2 separate regions of the Homo sapiens genome follow, and region 2 is linked to region 1. The links are chromatin contacts, found by Hi-C or POLR2A ChIA-PET in ENCODE. All regions are on one chromosome and are shown on one strand. The core of a region is the stretch at or near the end of the contact, and the rest is flanking DNA. Distances in the headings are between cores, read along the strand shown. Region 1 overlaps LOC101928354 (a long non-coding RNA gene). Region 2 overlaps JARID2 (jumonji and AT-rich interaction domain containing 2).

Region 1 (6,683 bases), core at 2,474-4,973:
GAAGCCCGATCCTTCTCATGCGTTGTCTTCTACAATTGCAGTAGCCATCTGACAGATAATAGAATAATAGGAAGATGTTGCCTTGGACAATGGGCCAGCCAAAGAGCTGAATGAGAGACACTAAAATAAATAAATAAATATTCTAAAAAAGGCATTTTGACAGAAAAATTCTCCAAAGAGGGGAGGCATTCTCTTGTCTTTTCCTATCCACCTTTGCAGCAGGGTATCTTTTCCCCCTCACTTGGAGTCTTTCATCAGCTTTGGGCCCTTTCCTAGCTCCTCTGCTCTTTTAGAGACTTTTTTTTCAGGGGCCATGTAGTGGTTTAGATTTTAATGGAAGTATGTTAGGTGGGGCCTGGCTTCCATTATGCTGAGCTCAGGCCTAGTGATGTGATCTGTCCTCTTCACTGTTGTCAGGGAAGAAAAGAAGGAAGGGAGGAAGAAAAGGAAGAGAGGAAGGAAGGAAGGAAGGAGGGGAGGAAGGAAGGAAGGAAGGAAAGAAGGAAGGAAGGGAGGGAGGAAGGGAGGGAGTTAAATTAAGTTTAGCCCTAAAGCTATCTCCCTACATATTTTAAGTTCAGCCTAAAGGTTTCTCTGTACACAGTAAATGGTCACCCACCTGGACATGTAAACAGACTGTAATCTATTATTGTGCCAATCACCAAATTTTGGCCAATCACAGGGGGCCAACTGTTCAAGCCCTGTTCAAGTAAGGCAAACACCAGATTGTGACCAATCCAGCTGTTTCTGTACCTCACTTCTGTTTCCTGTCCATCACTCTCCTTTTACTGTCCATGAGTCTTCCACCATGTGGCTATGCTGGAGCCCCTCTCAACCTATTCTGGTTCAAGGGCTGCCTGATCCACGAATCATTATTTGCTCAATTAAACTCGGTTAAATTTTATTTGTCTAAGGTGTATCTTTTAACAGAGGGAGAGAAGAAGGAACTTATAGCAACTATCACGATGACAGTCGTATCATGCGTTCTTAGAAAAACAACCCTGAGGGTCGGCAATGGCTTTAGTATACTGAAGGGAATTTATAGTCGAAAACAATTAGTTTTAAAATGCAGCTGCACAGTCAAAACACTTGAAGAACTTAAAAACAATACTGGTGCCTGAGCCGCATTCCCAGAGAGCCTGGGGTGGAGACTGGACATCAGCACTTTTAAAGTCTCCCCTGGAGGCTGCAAAGCGCAGCCAGGGTTGAGAATCACTGTTCTAGATGGATCCCTCCTCGCATCCAGGAACAGCTGTTTGGAATAGAATCTTTGGATGGTGGAGTTTTTCACATGGTGAAAGGGTTGGGAACTTGTGTGGGAGAAGGCTCTGGAAGCAGAAGAACAATGGGAAGAGCTTTGATATCATCCAAGGTGGTCGTGGAGAGACTTGGCTGAAAGGTCCTTCACACCAACCTGGGGATGGGGAGATTTGATTTCATACTCGGGGTTCAGGAAGCAGAGAATTTTCTGCTCTCTACAGTTGAGAGCAGCCTGGGAGGACATCCAGCCTCTTCTACTCCCCTGCTGTGTTTTCTAGGCTTTGTAATCTGCCGTTTGGTTTCCTGGAGTGACCTACCGCCTAGGAAGGGAGCGCCCTGGACAGGCAGCTGGTCTCAGTTCTCCGGCCAGGAATACAGGAGAACCTTACATAACCCTGCAATTGAGCTCTTGGAAAGGAATGGCTGCCTGATGCAAAAATGCTTAATGAGAGGTGAACAATTAATGGAGGATGGGGCTCTGTTCCCAGGCCAACTAGGAGTGAGTGGTGACGGGTGCACAGGGTCTCGGAGTCACCCTGGGGCTGTGCTCATTCCTGACTCATCAGCAGCTCACTCACGACAGGCACATGCTGATGTCTCCATAGTTTGTCCCCAGGCAAGCATTCTGTTTCTATCTTGGTCTTGCCCTGCACACTCAGTTTTGGTATTTTAAAGGATTTGCTAATAATGTTCCTTTAGAATCGTTTTGTGGATCTGTCTTTCCCTTCCTTCTTTCCTTTGTGAGGGTTGTCTGGCATCTTTTTTTTACTCCCTGGCTGGTTATTCACAAACCAGAGGAACAGTCCTCATGTACATCAAACTTACCTCTCAACTCTCCAGGTGCTAAACCTTCTCATGGAGAAGAACAAACTTGACTGCTAGCCCATTCTGCAGCAGAATTCTGAGAGCTAGGGCAGGCTCTGTTACAGGTCAGGAGAATTGGCCTGATTAGAAACCATTTGAGGTAGGGAATGGGGGCTCACACCTGAATCCCAGCACTTTGGGACACTGAGGCCAGGAGTTGGAGACCAGCCTGGTCAATACATGAGACCCTGTCTCTACAAAAAAAAAAAAAAAAAAAAAAAAAAAAAAAATTTTTAGTACTCCGAATAAATGTATCTGTAAAAGGAAAGCCACAGTAATTCAGAGTCATGGTTTATATACCTATTTCACATAAGATGCCACTGTATCTTCTCCTACAATTAATAAGTTGTCTTTTTAGTACAATTCAGGTCTCTTTGCTTTTGGGTCTTAGAAGCCTAATTTTCTAGGCTCTGGCTATCTTTGACTACTAATAATATCATAAAACTATGATAATGATAATAACTCTTATTTATAAGAGTTGATATCAGGCACTGGTGTAAGGGCTTTCCTTACGTTACTGAATCTAATCCGTACATAAGATCAGTGTAGTCAGCATGATTAGTATCATCTCTAGGTTACACATGAGGGAATCAGGGCTTAGAACATCTGAGAAAATCCAGTGACGATAGAGTTTGAATTCAAATTGACATCATTCTGATTCCAGAGCTGATTCTTAGCCATGTCATATTCTAAGTGACGTTGAGATGACACGCATGATCTCATTCAATCATGTGGCTTTAAAATCCATCTATATGATGGGTGAGCCTCAAATTTATATCTCTAACTTAAACCCTCCCCAGGCTTGGGGATGCAACTGCCTGCTGTCATTGTCAGTCCAATTTCTTTCTTTCTTTTTTTTGAGATGGAGTCCCACTCTGTCACCCAGGCTGGAGTGTAGTGGCACGATCTTGGCTCACTGCAACCTCTGCCTCCTGGGCTCAAGCAATTCTTCCACCTCAGCCTCCTGAGTAGCTGGGACTACAGGTGTCTGCCACACCCAGATAATTTTTGTATTTTTAATAGAGGTGGGGTTTCACCATGTTGGCCAGGCTGGACTCAAACTCCTGACTTCAGGTGACCCACCCGCCTCAGCCTCCCAAAGTGCTGGGATTACAGGCGCCCAGCCCCTCAGTTGAATTTCTAACAGGCACCTCACACCTAAGCTGACCTAACAAGCTTGTTCTTGCCCCCTTGCTCTCCCTGCTCCCTCAGTAAATTTGTCTCCATTCAGTTACTCAGGCCTCGATGAAGGAGTCACCCTTGACTCCTCTCTTTCACAGCTCACATGGACACCATCAGCAAATCCAGTGGGATGCCTGTATTCAGAATCCATCCACTCCTTCCCTCCTCCACTGTTGCTGCTCCTCTACTGTCTGTTTTCAACACAGATGTCAGAGTGAGTCAGCTTTTGTCACTTCCTTGCTCAAAATCTTATCTCATTCAGAGAGTTCCAGTTAGTAAGTTATCATCTTTCAGCTCCAAAGCCTTCCTTCAATACTTGATTCTATGCTGGGCCCCTGAACACTGCATTTCTCCTTTGTTGGGCTCCTTGTTGCACTCAGCCAGTAGGGGTTGCTAGAGAGGCTCCTACTCTTTCCCATGGGTATCCTGTCTGCCTGTGGCTCCTGTGTGCAGCACCCCAGTACTGCTGCTTCATCTTGGCAGCAGCAGTTTCTTCCTGTAGCAGCTGTTCAATCTACGTTGCAATTTTTCCTACACTCAAGAACCAGACTCATTGTGCCTTTTTAGGGCCACAGCACTGACTGCCATTGCCCCATCTTTGAGGTTTGGGTTCTAGCCCCATGGGACTGTTTTCTAAGCTTCTAAATTTTAATTATCCGACAGCCCCCTTTTTCTTCTGCCAGCCCCAGGGGTGGAGCTTCCTGAAGTTGTTATACGAAAGACACCTTAGAGTTGTCTTTTTACTCTTTCAGTTACCTGGTTAAGACTTTATTCCTAGAAAATTATTCTTTATATTAAATTAGCCGTGTTAAAATAACTGGTGTGGCTTCTGTCTCCTGGTTAGGCCCTGACTGATGTGCTGAGTTAAAGGTGAAGTCCTTAAAATGGTTTGCAAGGTTGCAAGCGATCTGGCTTCCGGCCACCTCTCCTGTCTTAGCTCCTTCCACTGTCACCGTCATTCCTCGCTCCTTTTGGCCCCTTGCTGTTCTGTAAACACACCAATCCCTCTCCTGCCTCACAGTCTTGGCCCTTTCTGATCCCTTTGCCTGAAAAACCCTGCCCTGCAATTCTACATGGCCTCTCTTTCCCCTGCTTGGGTCTTCCTGAGATGTTACCTCTTCAGTGAGACCTTCCCTGACCGCACCACATAATCCACATCCCCCACTCCCCCCACCCCTGCCTGGATGATTTCTGTCCTTCTTAATCTGCCTTGCTTTTTCCATAGCACCTATCACCATCTGATAGTCTGTTTATTCATACTTGATTATTTGTTAATTCCTGTGTCCCCCTAACTAGCAAATAAACACCCCAACAAGGCAGAACTTTTCCTACTTTAGTGATTGCTACATCCCAGACTTTATAACAGTGTCTGGCGCATATAAATGCTTGAAAAGTATTTGTTGAGTGAATAGTAAAATTGAAGTTCTGGACTGTCAGGATTAAGACTGTCCTAGGCCCGGTGCTAGAGGGAGAATCCTAAAGAGGACGCTGGCCTTAGAGGAAAATGGTAATCATGCTTCCCACACCACATGTCAGGGAGAGCAGATGGCAGTGTCAGCTCACAGTTCGCATGAGTTTGGGGTGTACTTTTGAAGACTGAGTAATGTCTTTTCTCTCCCTTCTCCAAATTGCTATTGTTAGACCTGAAAAAGCCTGTAATAAAATTTGGAAGCTACTGAGTTTATGACATCTCAACTTTACCCTCCATTTCCACCCCAAATGGCTTTTGAACTGACACTGAATTGCTGCCTTATTAAATACCATCCTGAGAACTTTACAGAACATTTTAAGTGATGCCGAGCTCCCATGAGCTTCAATCATAATGGAAGAGCCTGGGACCGTTGGTTGTCAGCTTTTTCTTGTCATCTACATGGGGACTGTCTGTGAGGGTGTGTCTGCTGGGTGAAGTGCCACACCTCGCTTCCGAGACGGGGCCTAGCTCGCTAATCCAAGAGGGCTAGCAACATTTGCAAACCAGGAAGAGGCAAGAGAGGACTTTCTTAACAGTAGCAGTTACTGGAGACCTAACTTCTGAGGGTTGCAGGTTGAATTGTCCCTAATTCCTGGGGATGACAGGTTCCACTCTGCCCTGCCAGATTATGGGGACGCTCCCTGAATTACAGTGGCAGCTGTTGGGTTCCACTGCTGCGACTCATCTCTTCAGTCTTGTTGGCCTTGGATCTCAGCCACCCGAGTTTCAGAAGGTGGTAAGCTGGCCAGTGTTCTTGGCCCCAGAACACGGTTGTGATTGGTGCCATGTTAAATGCGAGTAGCAATTATGGCTGCCGATTTGAAAGGAGGCTGAACACGCTGGCTTTCATCGGGTCACCTTTGCTTGGCCACATGAGACTTTCCACTTAGGAAAATGAGGGCTGAATTCTTGATCCAGACAGGCTCTTTCAAGGTGTTGCGTTTCTGCTCTCAGATAAGACAACCCTGTGAAGTTGGGTGCTTTCTGCACTGTCACTGAACTTGGTGCCCTGTGAAAGGAGATTCTCTCTCTTTTTTTTTTTTTGAGATGGAGTCTTGCTCTGTTGCCCAGGCTGGAGTGCAGTGACGCGATCTCGGCTCATGCAACCTCTGCCTCCCAGGTTCAAGTGATTCTCCTGCCTCAGCCTCCCGAGTAGCTGGGGCTACAGGCATGTGCCACCATGCCTGGCTAATTTTTTGTATTTTTAGTAGAGACAGGGTTTCACTATGTTGGCCAGGCTGGTCTCGAACTCCTGACCTCATGATCCGCCCGCCTCAGCCACGTAAAGTGCTGGGATTACAGGTGTGAGCCACCATGCCCGGCTGAAAGGAGATTCTTAAATACACAAAATCCTTCACTCCAAGGGTTTAGATTTTTTGCTCAGTTTTAGCTGCAGACTTTGCTCAGTTTAGAGCTACTAGGGCTTTAGTTTACTGTGCCATATTTGAAACTAAAAGTCTGAATTATGCTTTATTTTTTGCATGTGTTATAGATAGCACGTAATGAATAAGCACCCTCAGAATACCTAGCACCATGTTAGGGAAACACAACGCTGAGGCCTTGGTCGTTGTCCTCAGGAAACTCTCACTGTATTTACGGTCCAAAAGGAGGTCCAATAAAACAAGACTATATATAAGCATTAAAATATCTATAGAAAGTCAGAGGAGAAACAGGTAGTTGTGGATCTGTGTTTGTTGGAGAAGGCTTGATTGGAATGTGAGGTGGCCTTGAGGAAAGAGTGCAGATTTCGATTAATTGGGAGAAGGAGAAAGGCCGGTAAGGCCAGGGGGGCTTGAACAAGGTTTGGTGGCAAGAATCTGTGTAGTATCCATGGTGCTCTGCAAGTGGATGAGCCCTCTCCAAGGGAATCATTAGGAGGGAGATGAGCAGATGGGAAGGACAAAGC
Region 2 (6,683 bases), core at 2,097-4,596, 560 kb before region 1:
CCCGAGTAGCTGGGATTACAGGCATGAGCCATCACGCCCAGCTAATTTTTTGTATTTTTAGTAGAGACGGGGTTTCACCGTGTTAGCCAGCATGGTCTCAATCTCCTGACCTCGTGATCCACCCGCCTCAGCCTCCCAAAGTGCTGGGATTACAGGCATGAGGTACAGTGCCTGGCTCATTGCAGTGTTTCGATTGAAATTTTGCTGGCAGAGCCACGGCGCCCAGCTCACCTTTCTTTCTTTAACTTTTGAGACAGGGTCTCACTCTGTTGCCCAGACTGGAGTGCAGTGGCACAATCTCAGCTCACCGCAACCTCCACCTCCTGGGTTCAAGCTTCAGCCTGGGATTCTCCTGCTTCAGCCTGGGATTACAGGCATGCTAATTTTTGTATTTTTAGTAGAGACAGGGTTTCACCATGTTGGCCAGGCTGATCTCAAACTCCTGATCTGAAATGATCCACCCACCTCGGCCTCCCAAAGTGCTGGGATTACAGGCATGAACCACTGCGCCCAACCAGAGTTCACCTTTTTTATGGGGTTTTTCCCTTACACTGTTTACAGCATACTCCAACAGTGTGTTCTCTCTCCAAAAAAAAGGATTTCTTTTGCTTTCTCTCCATCTATCCATCTTTCTTTGCCAACTTTCTCTTGAACTTGCCTTTTGCAACTACATGGAATCCTTGACTGTTTTTTTTTTTTTTTTGCAGACTTGGCTATCTATTAGTAAGTTACGACAAATAGAAAGCTGTTCTCTGTTGTCTTTCATAACTACTTTTAAACAGGTGAATCAATCTAATGCTTCAGTAACAGCTACTGAATTAACAAAAGTCCCATTTTACGTTTAGTCATTTTCAACAGGTACCTTAAAATGCAAAATAAAGACTGTCGGACCTTTGTTTCAGTTTAACTACTAGCTCTCTTCCTGACAAAGAGACTGGCCTACAACCCTGAGAAACCTTACCCAGGATAGAGACAGAGATACCAGAGCCAAAATCTCTCATCTGTATAACTTGGGGTACAGGGGTATCATGCCATTATTAAAATCAGAACAATTAAGGCCAAGAGCACGGTGGCTCATGCCTGTAATCCCAGCACTTTGGGAGGTTGAAGCAGAAGGACTGCTAGAGCCCAGGAGTTCCAAACCAGCCTGGGCAACATAGCAAGACCCTGTTTCTATAAAAAATAGGTAAATAAAATCAAAGCAATTAAGAAAACTGGGCTGTAACTCCAGCCCCTGCATATACTCCAGCCACCCACACTGCGTGCTACTTCAGGCCACTTCTCTCTCCAAAGCCCTATCTGCTCATCTGTAAAAATAAAATAATAGATTCTGCTTTGCAAAAGTGTGTGAGAATATTATGTACTTATGTTACTTAACAAGGCACTCAAAACATGGTAGTTACTACCATGGAAAAAAATCAACAAAGCACTTTTACTAAGAACTCATTCATGAAGAACTGAAAATTTGAATGGAGTCTCATCTTCTAACGAACTTCATGGTAACAAGCTTTCGCCTTGTCCAATGTGTTCCCTGGTCCATATGGTATACCCACAGTCTGAGTGCTGGTGGCCTTGTAACTTGGGGGAAGGTCCAAAAACACAATCAAATTGTACCGGCCTATTCCTAAGAAACTACCATAGCAATGTAATGACTCAACAGTCACTGGAAATTCTAGGTGGCATGGATACTGAAAGCAACAGCCTGGACCTCTCCTCCAAGGACCAGGCCAACAGGACCCCCTGGCTCATTCCAGAGAACCCCAAGAGACTGTTATTTCCATAACAAAAAGGAGTCCAGTATCTCTGACCTAATGAAAAAAGATCTCCGACCTAATGTAGAAAGCACTAAACAGACACAACAGGGCTTCTAGAAAGTCATGGGGCTGCCAACAAGATGCACATCCTTTAGGCAACTTCTGAGGCAATGTGGAAATGGAAGCGGCTGAGCTGGAAGGACTATTCCAGTAGTAAACTTTTACCTCCAAACAGCCTACCAACCCCAGACCTCCTTTGGCTCTCCCAGTGCTCAGTATGTGACAATGCCAAATCATATGAGACAGTTATATATGTATAACTCCCTAAATGCACTGGCAGGAATATACTTTATCTCTCCAGGGACCCTTTTAGGCAAGCATCATGTCTCCCACGCCATGTAGAATGCTTAAGCATTTTAACAGGCATGCAGAATCTGATGGATTTGCATTAACCTGGTTTTTCTGCAAGTCAGCTGAAAATGGACTGGACACTCGAGGGGAGGAGAGGCACTAACACAAAATTAAATTAACTAGGACATTTATCAAGTCGAACTTTAGTCAACTTAGGCAGCTTAAATAGGGAAGGGAGGAAACATCCATTTATCTCCTTTCCTCCAGCATTGCCTCTTTTCCTCATTAACATTATGGAGAGAAAAATGCAAAGCAATTTCCCTTCTAACTTTTTGCCCAAAAATTAAGGCAGTCTTTTTCTCCTACAAGCTGCTCAGTGAACATTCTACATCAATACAGAAGCACTGGACAACAGCCACACCATAGCAATTGTTAACTTTTTTCCCCCTTCTGAGAAAATATCCCCACTAGTCATGGCTTAATTTGCAAACCCCATTAGACAAAAAGTACCAGAAAATTGCTTGTCCCACTTCACGCAGTACCTTCCCTGTAGCAGTGACACAAGCAATTAGGTTAATACAACTCTGTCCCAAGAGAAGGAAAGGGGACAAAAGTCTCAACTTTCCTAAATGGAATGAAATTTTCCCCACTAGAGAGGCAAGGTTCAGTGGGTGAGAAAAGGGAATTGCAATGCTGTTAAATTCACTATTTAATAATGTAACGCCATAATCAACTGCAAGTCCTTGAACTTACATTATGCCTTTCTACTGGGATACTCATGTAATTTCAAATGTATTACTGTAAAAACCTGGTCATTGAAGAGGCAAAAGACGGGGGGGGGGGCGGGGGGGGCGGTAAATGGACTTTAATTAAAATGTGAATAATCCAAGTCCAGCTAATTCAAAGCATCTGACTTGAACACCTAGTCAGCTGGGAAACAGCAGCTGTTTCCAATTACAGGTGACTGTGAATTAACCGGTATCAGTATCTAATGAAGAAGCTGTGTATGTAGGAAATTTTCCAATTCTGGAAGTACAGCTGTGCACATGGCCTTTGTAAAAAAGGAAACACCAAAGATCCAAAACCCTGTCTATGTAACCTCCTTTTAGGTCAGGACAAAGTTTTCCAGCTCATTCCTGTCTTTGCTACTGACCCCAAGAGCCAACTGTTCCATGTTCAAGAGGGTTTCTCCACTCTTGAACCTGAGCCCAGAAACATTTTGCAAGGAGAGATCAAACAGCTCTTCCTGCTGCCCACACACCTTCTCCACTGGTCCGAGGTTGTCACCCCAAGTCACAGAGATGGAGGTAACCCAACAAAACAGAGGTTTTTAATCCTATCACACAAAATGGGAAACCAGAAGGGCTCTTGAAGTTCAGTGACCTCCTCAAAGCTAAAAGCGCAACCAAAACCTCCTTTAGTCTGGAGGTGCTCACTAGCCTCCAGTGGAGAAAGAACATTCCAGAAGGCTGACCAGCTTCTTTCTAACTGCAGGTGGAGCTTTAGACCATCAGATTGTCAGTGGCTTTTTAAGAATCCCACTAATATGCACAAGGACTAGAAGGAAGAATCAGGAGAAAACTGGGAAAGGGGGAGTGGATACCTCTAAAGTCTCCTTCCCAGGCTGAACCAAAGACTGAAGGTGCCCAGGATCACCACCAACAAAAAAACCCAGAATCAAAAAGAGGCCAACACAATATTGCCCTGGCTAAGTCACCCCTTCACACACAAAAAGTCGAGGTCTGAAATCTCCCACTCACCTCCTGGGCTGCTATATAAGAAGCCACTCTGGAAACATCACTTATTTGCCTGTGTTAAATTATCTGAATGAAGGAAAATAAATTTGGATCTGCAAATGCAACAGCATGCCAAATTGCCCTTTTCCCACACATTTCCTCTTTTACAAATAGAGCATGTTTCTTCAGAACAAAATACTAAATAATGCATATAAATGTTTAGTTTTTCTCTGTAAAAATTAAAAACAATCCCATTTCTCTAGCAGATAAAAATGCACCAGTGTCTTCATATGCCTACCTCTAAAGAACCACAAAAAAACATTAAAGACATCCCCCAAAACTATCTAAAATGAAAAGGGACAAATTTCCTTAATGCCCCCCAAAAACTCCTTTTTCAAAGATAGAGAAGCAGGCCAGGCACAGTGGCTCACACCTGTAATCCCAGCACTTTGGGAGGCCAAGGCAGGAGGATCACCTGAGGTGAGGAGTTCAAGACCAGCCTGGCCAAAACGGTGAAACCCCGTCTGTACTAAAAATACAGAAAATTAGGCAGGCGTGGTGGCGGGCGCCTATAGTCCCATCTACTCCGGAGGCTGAGGCAGGAGAATCACTTGAACCCGGGAGGCAGAGGCCACAGTGAGCTGAGATCGTGCCACTGCACTCCAGCCTGGGTGACAGGGCGAGACTCCATCTTAAAAAAAAAAAAAAAAGATATAGACAAAATTTTTCAGAGAAATGCAGAAGGGAAAAGAAAATGGAGCAGTATGTTCTTCAGTGAGTATCCCCAAGAATGACACCAATCTTTAGGTGTCATTTCATTCCATCTAGGATCCTGACTCAAAGCCAGGGTCCTACTAATTTACAACATTTCGAAAAATCGTGCTTCAAGAAAACTACCCTGAGAAACAGCTGTTTTGTTTGCTTGTTTGTTTGTTTTTTGAGACAGAGTTTCGCTCTTGTTGCACAGGCTGGAGTGCAATGGCACAATCTTGGCTCTCCGCAACCCACAAGTCCCAGGTTCAAGCGATTCTTCTGCCTCAGCCTTCCAAGTAGCTGGGATTACAGGCATGCGCCACCATGCCCAGCTAATTTTGTATTTTTAGTAGAGATGGGGTTTCTCCATGTTGGTCAGGCTGGTCTTGAACTCCTGACCTCAGGTGATCCACCCACCTTGGCCTCCCAAAGTCCTGGGATTACAGGCGTGAGCCACCACATCTGGCTGAAAAACAGTTTTTTAAAGAACACAACCATTAGTTGAAAATCATTCCCTTGGTTTTATAGTTTGTCAAGGAAGAAAATATAGCAGGGACAATTGGAAAAGAGATTATATGTGCACATCCCATGTGTACATCATTTGGCTATTAAATTCAGGGTATGTTTACAGAGAGCCCCGCTAAGTGTATTCAATAGCTCACAAATAAAACTCAGGTATTTTAAAATAAGGGTAGGGGAGACCACTACATGCAACTGCGATGTTTCCAGGCATAAGGCATCCTCCCCACCCACATGAGGAAACTTAGCACGTAAAAAATGAGGACCCAACAAAATCTAGTAAATGCCATATGCTGAATCCCCTAACTGCTTTCTCTATAGATGGCAACTTACTAGGCTTTATTTTGTAGGTTGATAAGAAAACACAAATATAACCTCTTAACCTAACTCCAGGAAGAAAAATCATTAAGATTGCTAATTTAACATTTTAGAGAATGATTTTTAAAGAGCCAATGGGAGCAGGGAGAAGAAAATAAACTTAGTGACTATGGCAAGAATAATAAACAAAATCATAACAACAAATAAAATGTATAGCCAGTGCCACGCAAAATTGAGTGGCCCAGGTACTATAATTATCACATCCATTTTACAGATAAGAAAACTGAGGCACAGAGATTGTGACAGAGGCAGGCTTCAAACCCAGGACTATGGCTGCATAAACCTGAGGTAATACCACCTTCCAGGATAGTGAAATCAAACACAGGCTCCAAAGTGAAACATCCTGATTTGGGGTCAAGTAGTGGTAGGGGGGTCCAACCCTGGCCCCTTTACCTGCTTTGTTTCCACAGCTGCAATTTGGGGGAAATGGCTAAGTCACAGAGTTGTGGTAAGAAGTGAATACGTAAAATGCTGTCTGTGTAAAGCATTTAGGGTAGGTATACATTCAATCAATGGTAGCTATTATCCAGTAACAACTTCTCTTTTTTAAAAACTATATAAGCTTTCAAGGTGAGTTCAGGATAGAAACCAGCAAAACAGTAAGAGCTCTACGCAGAAATTCCTGACACTGCTCTTTGTCTACTAAAGCAAGACATGGAAGCTTTGGGAAGTACATGATAACACTATGCAGGCAACGCATTATAGCTAGCTGTCTTCCTTCCAGAATGAAAACTGAAGAATGGTCTTCAGAAAGGACAACATAGAGGGCCACGGGGCCAAAAGATGCATTTTCAAGCAATGCTCAAGCCTTACAATTGCATCACTGTTTTTGTTTTTTTGTTTTTCTGCTGTTTTTTCGTTTTTTTGAGACAGAGTCTAACTCTGTTGCCCAGGCTGGAGTGCAATGGCACGATCCTGGCTCGCTGCAACCTCCACTTCCTGGGTTCAAGCGATTCTCATGCCTCAACCTCTCCTGAGTAGGTGGGACTACAGGCGACAGTCTCGCTCTGCCGCCCAGGCTGGAGTGCAGTGGCATGATCTCAGCTCACTGCAACCTCTGCTTCCCAGTTTCAGGCGATTCTCCTGCCTCAGCCTCCCGAGTAGCTGGGATTACAGGCACACACCACCACGCCCAGCTACTTTTTATATTTTTAGTATAGATGGGGTTTCACCATGTTGGCCAGGATTGTCT

The links. Hi-C counts contacts between places; a loop is a spot of excess contacts on that map. ChIA-PET counts read pairs that join two places held with the same protein, here RNA polymerase II (POLR2A). Pooled maps may share reads with other maps.
Region 2: a pooled map shows a loop between it and region 1 (3-fold over the local background). The contact joins two enhancer-like sites. A Hi-C loop is called at or near these places in 1 of 50 pooled maps. POLR2A ChIA-PET finds 5 or more read pairs at or near these places in 3 of 52 experiments (B cell, H1 and naive thymus-derived CD8-positive, alpha-beta T cell).

The regions. Positions count from the first base shown.
Region 1 is chr6:14,708,256-14,714,938 of GRCh38, reverse strand. All of the region lies in intron 1 of LOC101928354 (a long non-coding RNA gene), which reads left to right. Among named protein-coding and RNA genes, the nearest start is that of LINC01108, 430 kb to the right of the region's middle. Within about 2 kb of position 3,723, at least 6 of the 41 ENCODE cell types and tissues checked have a DNase peak (open chromatin) inside an H3K27ac peak, as active enhancers do.
Region 2 is chr6:15,271,799-15,278,481 of GRCh38, reverse strand. The region is part of intron 1 of JARID2 (jumonji and AT-rich interaction domain containing 2); the gene reads right to left. Among named protein-coding and RNA genes, the nearest start is that of JARID2-AS1, 26 kb to the right of the region's middle. Within about 2 kb of position 3,346, at least 2 of the 41 ENCODE cell types and tissues checked have a DNase peak (open chromatin) inside an H3K27ac peak, as active enhancers do.